Regions from separate parts of the Mus musculus genome. Here regions 2, 3 and 4 are each linked to region 1. Evidence: chromatin loops called from intact Hi-C (ENCODE). Cell type or tissue: heart. All regions are shown on one strand.

Region 1 (2,500 bases):
ATTCTAAAGAAAAGCAGATATTGAAGGGTTGACAATTAAGCTGTCTTAAAGTAATATTTCATAAACTTCTCAAAAAGTTGTTACACAAGCATACTCCCAGGGCCCACTTTGTCAACTTCCTCACATTAAGGCATGGTGATAACTTAAAGATTTTCAGTTCATCTAGCAATCTGGGACCCCTATGATGGGCATTTACTTTTAAACAAGGGTTGGTAACAATGGGACATACACAGATGGGTAAGCAGAGAGAAAATGTCTTCTCAGTTGTGCAAACAACTCATTGAGAGCTAGGATAGTTACAGGAAGCGATGTCAGAGTTAGGGAGCCACAGTTAAGGCAGCATCCAGGAAAGACAGCCATGTATGCACGGACGTCTGCAGACAGCAACTTCCAGCCAGCCTTTACTGTTGTAACGGTACGTACCACTTCACACACTAAAGTGTCTCATTCTGTTCCCTATGAATTAAAACAAACACACAAACACACAAACAAACAAAGAAACCAAACTGTCCCATGAAATTAAAATCGTCTAAAAGAGCAATCCAAGGAGCTACATCTTAACCAAGATATACACTCTGATTTTGTTATAGATTTTTTTTTTCATTGTAGTAGTTTTAAATGGCATACTGACCAAGGTCAAAACAAAACTTTTCTTTGTAAGGGTAGTAACGCTAAAATCTGGTTGCATTATGGTAGATAACAATCTTTGATTAGTCTTCTTTTTGAAATTTTTTCTGTAATGAAAAAAAGATAAAGCAAAAGAAAGGAAAAGAAACACCCTGCCCCTTCCACTGGGGTCCAGTCTCCCATCTGTCCCCTGAAGAGATGTAACCTTGTGTAGCAATGTTTAAGTCAGCACGGTATTTACAACACGTATTAAGTGGTTTGTTATTTATTTCAAGACTTTAGCTGGCACAATATATTAACTATTAATGGCATTGTTCAAGGCTCCACTTGAGGAAGTTTTTCTCTTTCTTTTTCTTTAAATGAGATTGAGAAAGGAGGCAGAGGGAGAAAAAGTCCCCACCAGAACTATGCTCTTGTCTGCTTTGTTATTCCTTTAACCTGAATAAATTGCTGAAGTTAGAAACAGAAAGAAACTAGCTTCAGAAATCATAGTTTAGACACAGTACAATTTTATTAAACCCAGTCTAGTATTTTTTCCCTGCCATTCTAATATAACCTATTATGAGAATTTTCCCCCATAGACAGAAAAAAAAAATATAAACGTACCAACTTTCCCTCCCTAAGAGCTTCTTATTGTTCATTTTCATTGCTATTTAGAGAAAAGGCTCATTAAAATATTATGAAGCACATAGCATGATTATGTGCCAGCCTTCGCCAATGAGGAACATCTGTAGCACTGTGTATGTATATTTGTATTACAGCAAACTTGAGCGCAGACTCCCTTTCACCCCCTTTTACTTTGCTTGTGTCCTGCAATTCTTTGTCCTGACTACAGAGGAGGCAGGAGTGTGAAGCTGCACAGGCTAGCTACAGTGTGCTCATTGTCAGCCTTGCGGGGCTCCCCTGCCAGATGCCACTATTCTATCATTAGCCTGTAGCTCACACCAGGGGAAACCATGCCTTGCTAACGCTTCCAAACCTCTCCAAACTCTTTCCTCCTCGAGTTATTTTTAATATGTATCTTTCCTCCCTTCTCACTCTGGTGCAGAAAGCGACCCCAACACACCCCAAGTCCCCAAGTCTGGGCTTTCCCTTTTCTTTGCATTGGTCCTTTTGCTTTAAACCAAAGAGGCTTGGGCATAATAAAAATACTGAGAGTTTGCCTATACCACAGATATTTGTGGAAAGCACATGGTGCCATTTTGCCAGACCACTCTTATTTGTTAAACTGAGTTAAGTGTAATGTGATTCCAAAAACTGCCTTTAGAATGAAAGAAAAGGCTTGTAAAGCCAGAGAGATAATTGCCACAATCTGGGTTACAGCAGACACCAAACAAAGGAGCCCAATCCTGTTTTGTGTGTGTGTTGATTGTGTGCGTCTTTTTGTTTTGGTTTGGATTTTTCCTTGCTTGATGTACCCAAACAAGCGAAATCCTCCACGGTGTGCATGTTGAACGGCATAAAATCCACCCCGAATCCTGCAGAGCTGTAACAAAACACAGCCTCTGTTAGTGGACAGTGGCACATTTGTGGTACAAATGTCTTTTCAAAAGGGAAGGCTCTCTATCTCTCCCCCCTCGAGCAAACAAGCCTCAAGGAACACAGCTATCTCCAGTTGCCAAGACTTCAGTAGACACATATCTACCCTGCACCTGAAGCTGTAGGCTGATTGTGCACACATGAAGTCAATTTGAAAAGAACTTAGGTCCCCTAAATCTTACATCAGAATCCGTAACAATCTTAACGGATCCTTGCCCTTCTGCAGGGTTTTCAGGAGCACTGCTGTGTTATCAGCCTTCCCATTACTGAGCAGTGTCCTCTGGGATGGTTTGGTAGACTGGACCGTTCTGTTTTCCTTTCTCTGTCTGCCAAT
Region 2 (2,500 bases), 150 kb after region 1:
GAACCATTGTTTCGGTTATAATGAAGGCAAGCAATTTTTTAACAACAGAAGTTCTGTTCTGAAACCCCCCTCTCGTCCCCCCGCACTCAGTTCCTCTGCCCCTGCACCTGCTTCATTTTTGGCTTCTTGGCACTGATGTTGCCAGAGACATCAGCTGGCAGTGGCAAACCGCTGAAAGCTCCCCTGCCATGCAGCTCTGCAAATGCCAGCCATTACCCACTGGTGCATGCCCGCTTAGAAAGACCCCCTTCTCCCTCCAGCCCCACTTTCGTCTGCCCCCCAGTTTTACTTCCACATCAGAGTCAATGAGGCCGACTAAGCAGTGGTCGGGCCCTCTAATAGATGCACCCCTTGATTGTGGGTGCATCCATTTTACTCCATCTCTTTGCTGGGATCATTATATTTTGATCCAGGATGTGCGGAACATGTAAAGGATGGGACTGTTTCTTCTGTTCAGTAAAGAGTGGTTGGCCCACAGCGCCCTTCTCAGGCCTTGGCAGATGGTGGGGTGCTTTCTTGAAGTCTCTTCGACTTGAAACAGCCTTTTTGTTTTTGTTGCTTACTGAGAGGCCGTTGCCCCAAATTCACTGAATAAAGACATACACTTTTCAGTTTAAAGCTAAGCCCCCAAGAGATAAATACTGACTGAGAGTCGGAGGCTGACGGACAAGCTGGAAAGGCAAAGGAGCTGCTGGAAGTTAAGTATTCAGCACAAGGCTTTGCAGTTTAAAAAAAAAAAAAAAAAAAAAAAAAAAAAAAAAAAACCAAACCCGGTGGCTTTAAGTTCCCACTCACCACAGCGGTTCAGGCTGTGTACTGAGAAAGTGTGAGAAATCTGTGAGAAATTCCACATATATTTATTTTTCTTGGAAATTAGAGAATATCTTCACAGTGTACACTCTGAAGGGCTTTTGTTTTGTTTTGTTGTGTTTTTAATGATCTAAACCATCTGGGGAGTTGATAAAGAATGTGATTTTCACAAGCTGAGCTTGCAGAGCCTATTGCTAAATCCCAAACCTTTATCCAGTCTACAGATAAAACCAGGGTGGGAGAGCTTCCCTTCCAGATCCAAATACTAAGATCCCACGGGTGCCAAACGCTTTAGTATCTGGGTGGCAAGAAAAATAGACAGCTGACTAAGGGAGCCTGGCTTGAGACTAGAAATTGTTACTATTTTTTTTTCCTCGTTGCTGTTGTTTTAGATTTGTGAAAGTCACAACTTTCCAGAAAGTCTGTCTGGAACACAAGACACTATCATGTTTGTCTAACGTTTTCCTGTTTTGTTTTGTTTTTGTTTTTTTTTAAATCCAGTGACAAAAAAACCCATGAAAATATATTTTAGCTAATGTTTAAAAGATATCTTCCAAATTCTGGAACCTCAAAGTTTTCTTACAAGGAAGCATTACAGAGTCCTAGAGGTGTAGAGACCAGATTACAATAAGTTTCTTTTTAAAAAAAATTATTTGTTTGTATATGGTGTGTGTGTTTGTGTGTGTGTGTGTGAGAGAGAGAGAGAGAGACAGACAGACAGAGAGAGACAGAGAGACAGAGAGACAGAGACAGAGACAGAGACAGAGAGACAGAGAGAGATATGGGGTGGGTGACAATGTGCAGGAGTTGATTCTCATATTTCACCAAATGAATTTCTGGTTTGAACTCAGATCTTAGGAATCGGTGGCCAGTGTCTTTATGTAGAGATCCATGTCTCTGGCCTTCTTTGGAATTTTTGACAGATCTCAATATGCTGCTTTGGATTTGTGCCTCAGCAGTCTCTCATCGGGTGACTAAGGCAGGGAAATCAGGGAATGCCATTTAACTGACCGCACACTCACTATCTACTTGAAACTTGAAATTCTCTCTCTCTCTCTCTCTCTCTCTCTCTCTCTCTCTCTCTCTCTCTCTCTCTCTCTCTCTCTCCATTAAATCCTTCATTTCCTCTGAGTTCAATCTCTTCTTTTGTTTTTGTCTCTTAACAACAAATATCCTTTTGAATGCAAACATATATTACTGTAAGTTTAAATTCAACTGTGACACAAAAAACCAAATAACCAAGAAGCCAAGGAGTATTTACAGGGCTTGGACATGAACTACTAGTCTCAAGGCAGTCTTTATGGCAATCTGTGAATCAGTAGTTATCTGCTGGCTATCACTTGCTACTTAAGCTTTATTCAGACTTAGGCAAATGGCATCACACTAGACATTTGTATTTCTGGTTGAGATGATTTCATGGTTAACAATTTGCCTCAATGTATTACCCTTCTATTCAAATGTCTGGAAGACAAATCGTTTGAAGAAATTCAGGAGGCTAGAGCTAAGGGTGACTGTTAAAATACATTTGCTAGAAGTAATCATAGAATAAAGACATTTCATCAGTAGAGAGGAGTAAGCCACAGTACTTATTTCCCAGGCAGTTTCTATCACCAACCTGGAGAACTATATGACCCTCACACGTCTTAACAGTTCTGTGATGTGCTTGCAGTCATAACAAATGCATTATGGC
Region 3 (2,500 bases), 320 kb after region 1:
CTCTGACTTTCTGGTTTCCCTCTCACTTTGGCCTCCTCTCACTTGAAAGCGTTCCCCAAGCCCCTGCCATCCCCTTTGCTCAGGGACAGGCTTCTTCATCAGATGGCCCAGGGAGGGCAGGCCAAAATCAACGAAAATCGTTCTTGAAAATCTGTATTGTTTGTTTCCATCATTGCCAATAATATGCCCTTGTTTTGTTCTGGTTTTTTTTTTCTTTACATGCTTTGCAAACATTCATTCCAAAATAAATTCTCAATCAAGACTATTCTCTTGGTGACCAGTAATAACAATCTTCAGGCACAAAGGGAAAAAATTCTGACCGAATTTCCACATTTTTCTTTGCCAGGGCATTTAAGTAAGAAAAGAATGAGTTGGTGGGGCTCAAGCTGCCAAGTGAACCCTTTCGTGGGTGCTCATGGTTTTTGTTTATTTGTTTGTTTGTTTTCCACTGTGTAGAGACTGAGCCTCCTGGTCACAAAGTCCAAGAGGCTTTGGAAGGAAGGGTGTGAAACTTTAACTGAGCCTATTACATGTAGATAGAGCCTGCCTGTGTTCTTCTACTGTATTTAGAAGGCAGAGAAGGGCTTGGTAAAGCTATGTCTAAGAGAGAGAGAGAGAGAGAGAGAGAGAGAGAGAGAGAGAGAGAGAGAGAGAGAGAGAGAGAGAGGAAGGAAGGAAGAAAGAAAGAAAGAAAGAAAGAAAGAAAGAAAGAAAGAAAGAAAGAAAGAGAAAGAAAGAAAGAAAGAAAGAAAGAAAGAAAGAAAGAAAGAAAGAAAGAAAGAAAGAAAGAAAGAAAGAAAGAAAGAAAGGAAAATGACCTGTAACTTCTCAGGATTTTCTCAGCTTGGCTTCCAGAATTAAGGAAATTACAAGTGTTCTCTTGAATTGAGTCAGTGATAGATACTACAAACCTTTTCAGTCAGTGTGCTCAGGGTCGTCATGGCACTACACCCTGTACTGGACACATGAAGTCCAGGGTCAAGAAGACCGCTCAGTCTTCCATCTCTCCCTGAAGGCTACACTGATGACAGGGCTGGACACTAGGCCCTTCGATGCCTACTGTGCCTTAGAAATCATCATAGGCTTTTGTGAAATACAGACAAGTACAGTCTTAAACAATATTCAGGGCAAATGGGAAACCAAGATACATAGATATAAAATGATAGATTAGTAATCAAAGGAAGTGCCTTCTAGTGTTTCTGGAATTTTCTATATCTTGATCTAGGTGGAAGTTATGTGGGTATAAGAATATGTAAAAAATAATCATCAAGCTATATATTAATGATTTGCATACTATTTAAAGATAAAATAATGTAAAGAATTATTTGCTTCCCACATGTATATATGTATGATGTCCTCATCAAATTCCAAAAAATGATTGAATGTTTTTACAAAGATATGCACAATTGCACGAGTACAAAATAAATAAGGGAGAACACTGGAGGAAAGAAAAATAAAGACAGGAAATAAGAATAAGAAGCCAGAGTTAATGCTATTACTGCCAAGCATATGCCATTAAGCCTGGCTTGGTTACTCTTGGGGGGCTGCAATTCTGGCTCTGCGCCTATGAAAAGAAGAAGACGTGACTCACGATGACCACAAGATCAAAACAAAGCATCAGTTCTGAAGAAGTCTAACTTTGCTGGGTCTTAAGGACTAAGAGACTTTTCTCCCAAGGGTCTACATGGAAAGAACACTGTGAAATGCACCAGCTCTTGTCCCCGACAGCATCCATGCAACAGTGTGACAGATACTTTTTACTGGATTTTAAAAATACAAGACACTGGTATTAAAAAACATTACAATTCAGAAGATAAAATAATTGCACAGGGCCAGCAGGACATAGAGCTTATTCTAAAGTATTCTCTCAAGCCTAACAGGTATCCTCAGAGTTGCAAAGCAGAGGAGAGGTGAGGTGGTCTAGACAAGTCCTTAAAGCCTTCATTAAAAATAAAATACTGAGCTAGGCTTTAAGCAAAGACCTCAAAGCATCAGATGATTGGACAGTAGTAAAGGCCACTCCTACCTCGCAGGAAAGAACAAGAATGAGTCAGAAGATGGAAGAAAGTGTGAAGAGAAGCAAACACAAAGATTGAATAAGCGATGAGATTGGAAAGAAAAACTGAGGTCAGACATGCTAAGAGCTTTTCAGATAAAGGGGAGAGAAACACAAAGATAGGTCAGGATCTTGCCTCTAATAGCATTAATAAAAGACAATATTTAGAAGGATAAATCGTACTGTCTTTGACTGAATAAATTTTTTAAAAAGCAAGAAGGAAAACATGTAAGAAGGCTCTTCCCAAAGGGTTCCTGACAATGAAAATGCCCTTGCGCTCAAACAGACACAGCTTATTTGCACTTGACTGGCTGAAGGTAATTGTCCCCAAGGCAACAATGAGGGTACACTCACAACCACAGGTCAACTCCAAAGGCTGGGCCAGGGTTTAAATTTAGACTGTGGTTTGAAACAAAAAACAAAAGCTGTTTAAGGAAGCATGTT
Region 4 (2,500 bases), 730 kb after region 1:
TTTTTTCCTAAAGTGGCATTGTTCGGAAAGAGTAAAAAATGAGCTTGAGTTTTATGTAAAATTCAGAGTCATGGCATTGTAAATATGTCCCTGCACTTGAAGAAGCTGGAGAAGGCACTGAACAGGACCTGAGTGAGACAAATTCTCCCTAGATCTGCACATTGGCTCCACTTTCCAGGATGCTTCCCGGTAACCCTATCCAGTTCTGTTTGGTTAACAGCTGCCCTACAGTGCTAGCAGATTTATTGAAAAGATATATTGCTTATTTTTATGCTTAAGAAAGTAAACTTATCTGGCGTTGCAGGGGGTGGGGTGGGGAGGGAGCGAACCATCTAGAAGATCATGGTTTTTAACCTTCGGAGAGGCAGGCTATAAATAACTGCCTCTCACATAGGAGAGAGGCTGCCTTGCTGAAAGCACTAACCTGGCTTGCCTCTCTTCCCCTCTTCTGTGATCATTTCTAGATGGTAACTGCAGCCAAAAAGCCTTTAAACTTGGGACAAATTGCTTTAACTCTGTCCTGAAAACACGGTGCTTTAAAAAGTGGACGACTCCCTGTCAGACTACAGTTTCTGCACAGCCTAAGATAGAGCCCGAGGTTTCAGGACGATAGTTCTTGTTCTGAAAATGCAATCTACAATTCTGAAGGGGCCTTTAAACTACTTTGCTATTTAAAGTAAAAATAGTTTTATAAAGAACTGGAAAAAGTCTGCTCAGGCAGACAGAGGAAGATGTACAGAGAGCCGGGTGGGTGGGGTCTGCTCAGCTCAATGCTATAAAGAAGTCACAACAGAAAAGAAATACAATGAAAAGTAGGTATTCCAGAAGCAGGCCATAATTTGTACAAAGGGGAAAATAGATACTTAGTCATTTTTAAAGAGATGACATGTTTCTGCTGTTTCAAAGGAGGAAAGTTGTTTAGTCTATAGTGTATGGGAAGCAACTTTGTGAGACTTGCTTTTGAGGGGACACTTCTTGGGGGAGTGGACACACAGAATCTCGCTATGTAGCTCAGACTGGCCTTGAACATGTCCCCAACCTTCCGAGGATGAGGATTACAGGCCTATCCAGTAGTGCAGGGTTTGGGTTGTTTCATGACTCATTGGTTTTTTAACTTCTCTGAGTGGACCTCCTCAAGAGGAATTCAATGTGCTGGGCCATGCTGTTTATCTTCAGAAATAAGTGGGGCACATTTCAAAATAGAAACCTTGAAAGAGAAGAGCATGGCCCCTATGAGTTCAAGCCAGGAGACCCTTGCTGATCCACTCACCAGTGAATGCCCGTGTGGGGTAGGTTAGCATTTCAAGAAATAGGATGTATGTTTAGGCAAACACCACATCCAATGCTGCTAATGACTGCCAACAGGCTAGTGTCTAGGGAACTCTGCTTTCTCTGAAAGTTGACAATTCCACACAAAACCTGAAGATTCTAAGTGCCACTCACAGGCTATCTGAGAAAAGGCTGAGAGACTACCATCTTTCCGGAAGGACACTTATGTAAATCGGCTAGTTACATGCAGATTGCTTTTTTCTATAACCACTTCTAAAAATTTCAAGTGGGCAATCTCTAGCCTCATCCTGAACATTTAAAATCAACATTTTCATTTATTTATTTAGTTAGTTTTGCCTTTCTTTCCTACATATTCTTTCAAAGATGCTAAACCAAACTCGTCATTTCCATTTATCATTTATGTATATATGCATGCACACACTTAAATGTTTTAAAGCTATATTTCCTCTAAAACAGGAAAAATGTTTACATATATACAAAATGACCAAAGATTATATTTAAAAATAATTTAATGCCAAAGAAGTTGGCAAGATACTAATTAATATCGAATAAACTTTCATTCATTAATAAATTACAAAATAGAATTTGGATGTCTTTGTCTATATTATGGACCAGCAGTGTGTACACTTCTGAGGTGTCTGAGGAGACAAATATTTGTGCCAGCTTATATATTATCACCCTTTTGAACCAAGTTATTACTTAAGCAATAACATTTCTTTCTCACTCCTTTTAAAATTATTATCTTTTCTATTAACAATCTTTCAACTAATAAACTACCCAATAAAGCAAAAAATCTAAGGAGTGTAGGAAAGGGAAACAGTTAAATAACTAAAATAAAAATCACCTATTATTCACCAAAGATTTCTCTGACAGGCATGTCTAAAAAATCAGGTTCGTAAGCATCTTGCTTAACCAAGACACTTGCACCAAGCAAATTCAGGACAAATTTTTAATACTGAAAGACTCAAACTAAATGTATTTAAGCTTCTTTAGGACAACATGTGAAATATTTTATTATGATGATTAAAGATGCAAACCCTAATTTTCTCCTTAAGCTTTAAAGAGATTTTAAATAATAAGCAATAACTGTTTTGAAATTTAGAGTAGTGACAGTCTAGCTCAGTGGTTTTCAACATGTAGGTCGCAATCTCTTTGGGCATCAAAATATCCTGCATATCATATATTTATGCTATATTCATAACAGTAGCAG

What was found. Hi-C counts contacts between places; a loop is a spot of excess contacts. Peaks named below come from ENCODE experiments on the same cell type or tissue, not always from the same donor. Only the 100,000 strongest peaks of a DNase experiment are listed, where the experiment ranks them.
Region 2: a loop joins it to region 1, with 2.2 times the contacts of the local background. A loop is called at or near these places in 3 of 42 quality-filtered maps.
Region 3: a loop joins it to region 1, with 2.3 times the contacts of the local background. A loop is called at or near these places in 2 of 42 quality-filtered maps.
Region 4: a loop joins it to region 1, with 2.5 times the contacts of the local background. A loop is called at or near these places in 7 of 42 quality-filtered maps.

Annotation. Positions count from the first base shown.
Region 1 is chr4:81,577,672-81,580,171 of GRCm38, forward strand. No RefSeq gene overlaps it. Among named protein-coding and RNA genes, the nearest start is that of Mpdz, 140 kb to the left of the region's middle. In heart, a CTCF peak has its summit at 1,452; no DNase peak of the experiment used is centred here; H3K27ac peaks cover 1,375 bases.
Region 2 is chr4:81,727,445-81,729,944 of GRCm38, forward strand. No RefSeq gene overlaps it. Among named protein-coding and RNA genes, the nearest start is that of Gm11412, 15 kb to the right of the region's middle. In heart, no CTCF peak of the experiment used is centred here; a DNase peak (open chromatin) is centred at 1,087; H3K27ac peaks cover 694 bases.
Region 3 is chr4:81,896,083-81,898,582 of GRCm38, forward strand. No RefSeq gene overlaps it. Among named protein-coding and RNA genes, the nearest start is that of Gm46886, 37 kb to the right of the region's middle. In heart, no CTCF peak of the experiment used is centred here; no DNase peak of the experiment used is centred here.
Region 4 is chr4:82,310,967-82,313,466 of GRCm38, forward strand. The region is part of intron 10 of Nfib (nuclear factor I/B); the gene reads right to left. Among named protein-coding and RNA genes, the nearest start is that of Nfib, 190 kb to the right of the region's middle. In heart, no CTCF peak of the experiment used is centred here; no DNase peak of the experiment used is centred here; H3K27ac peaks cover 1,463 bases.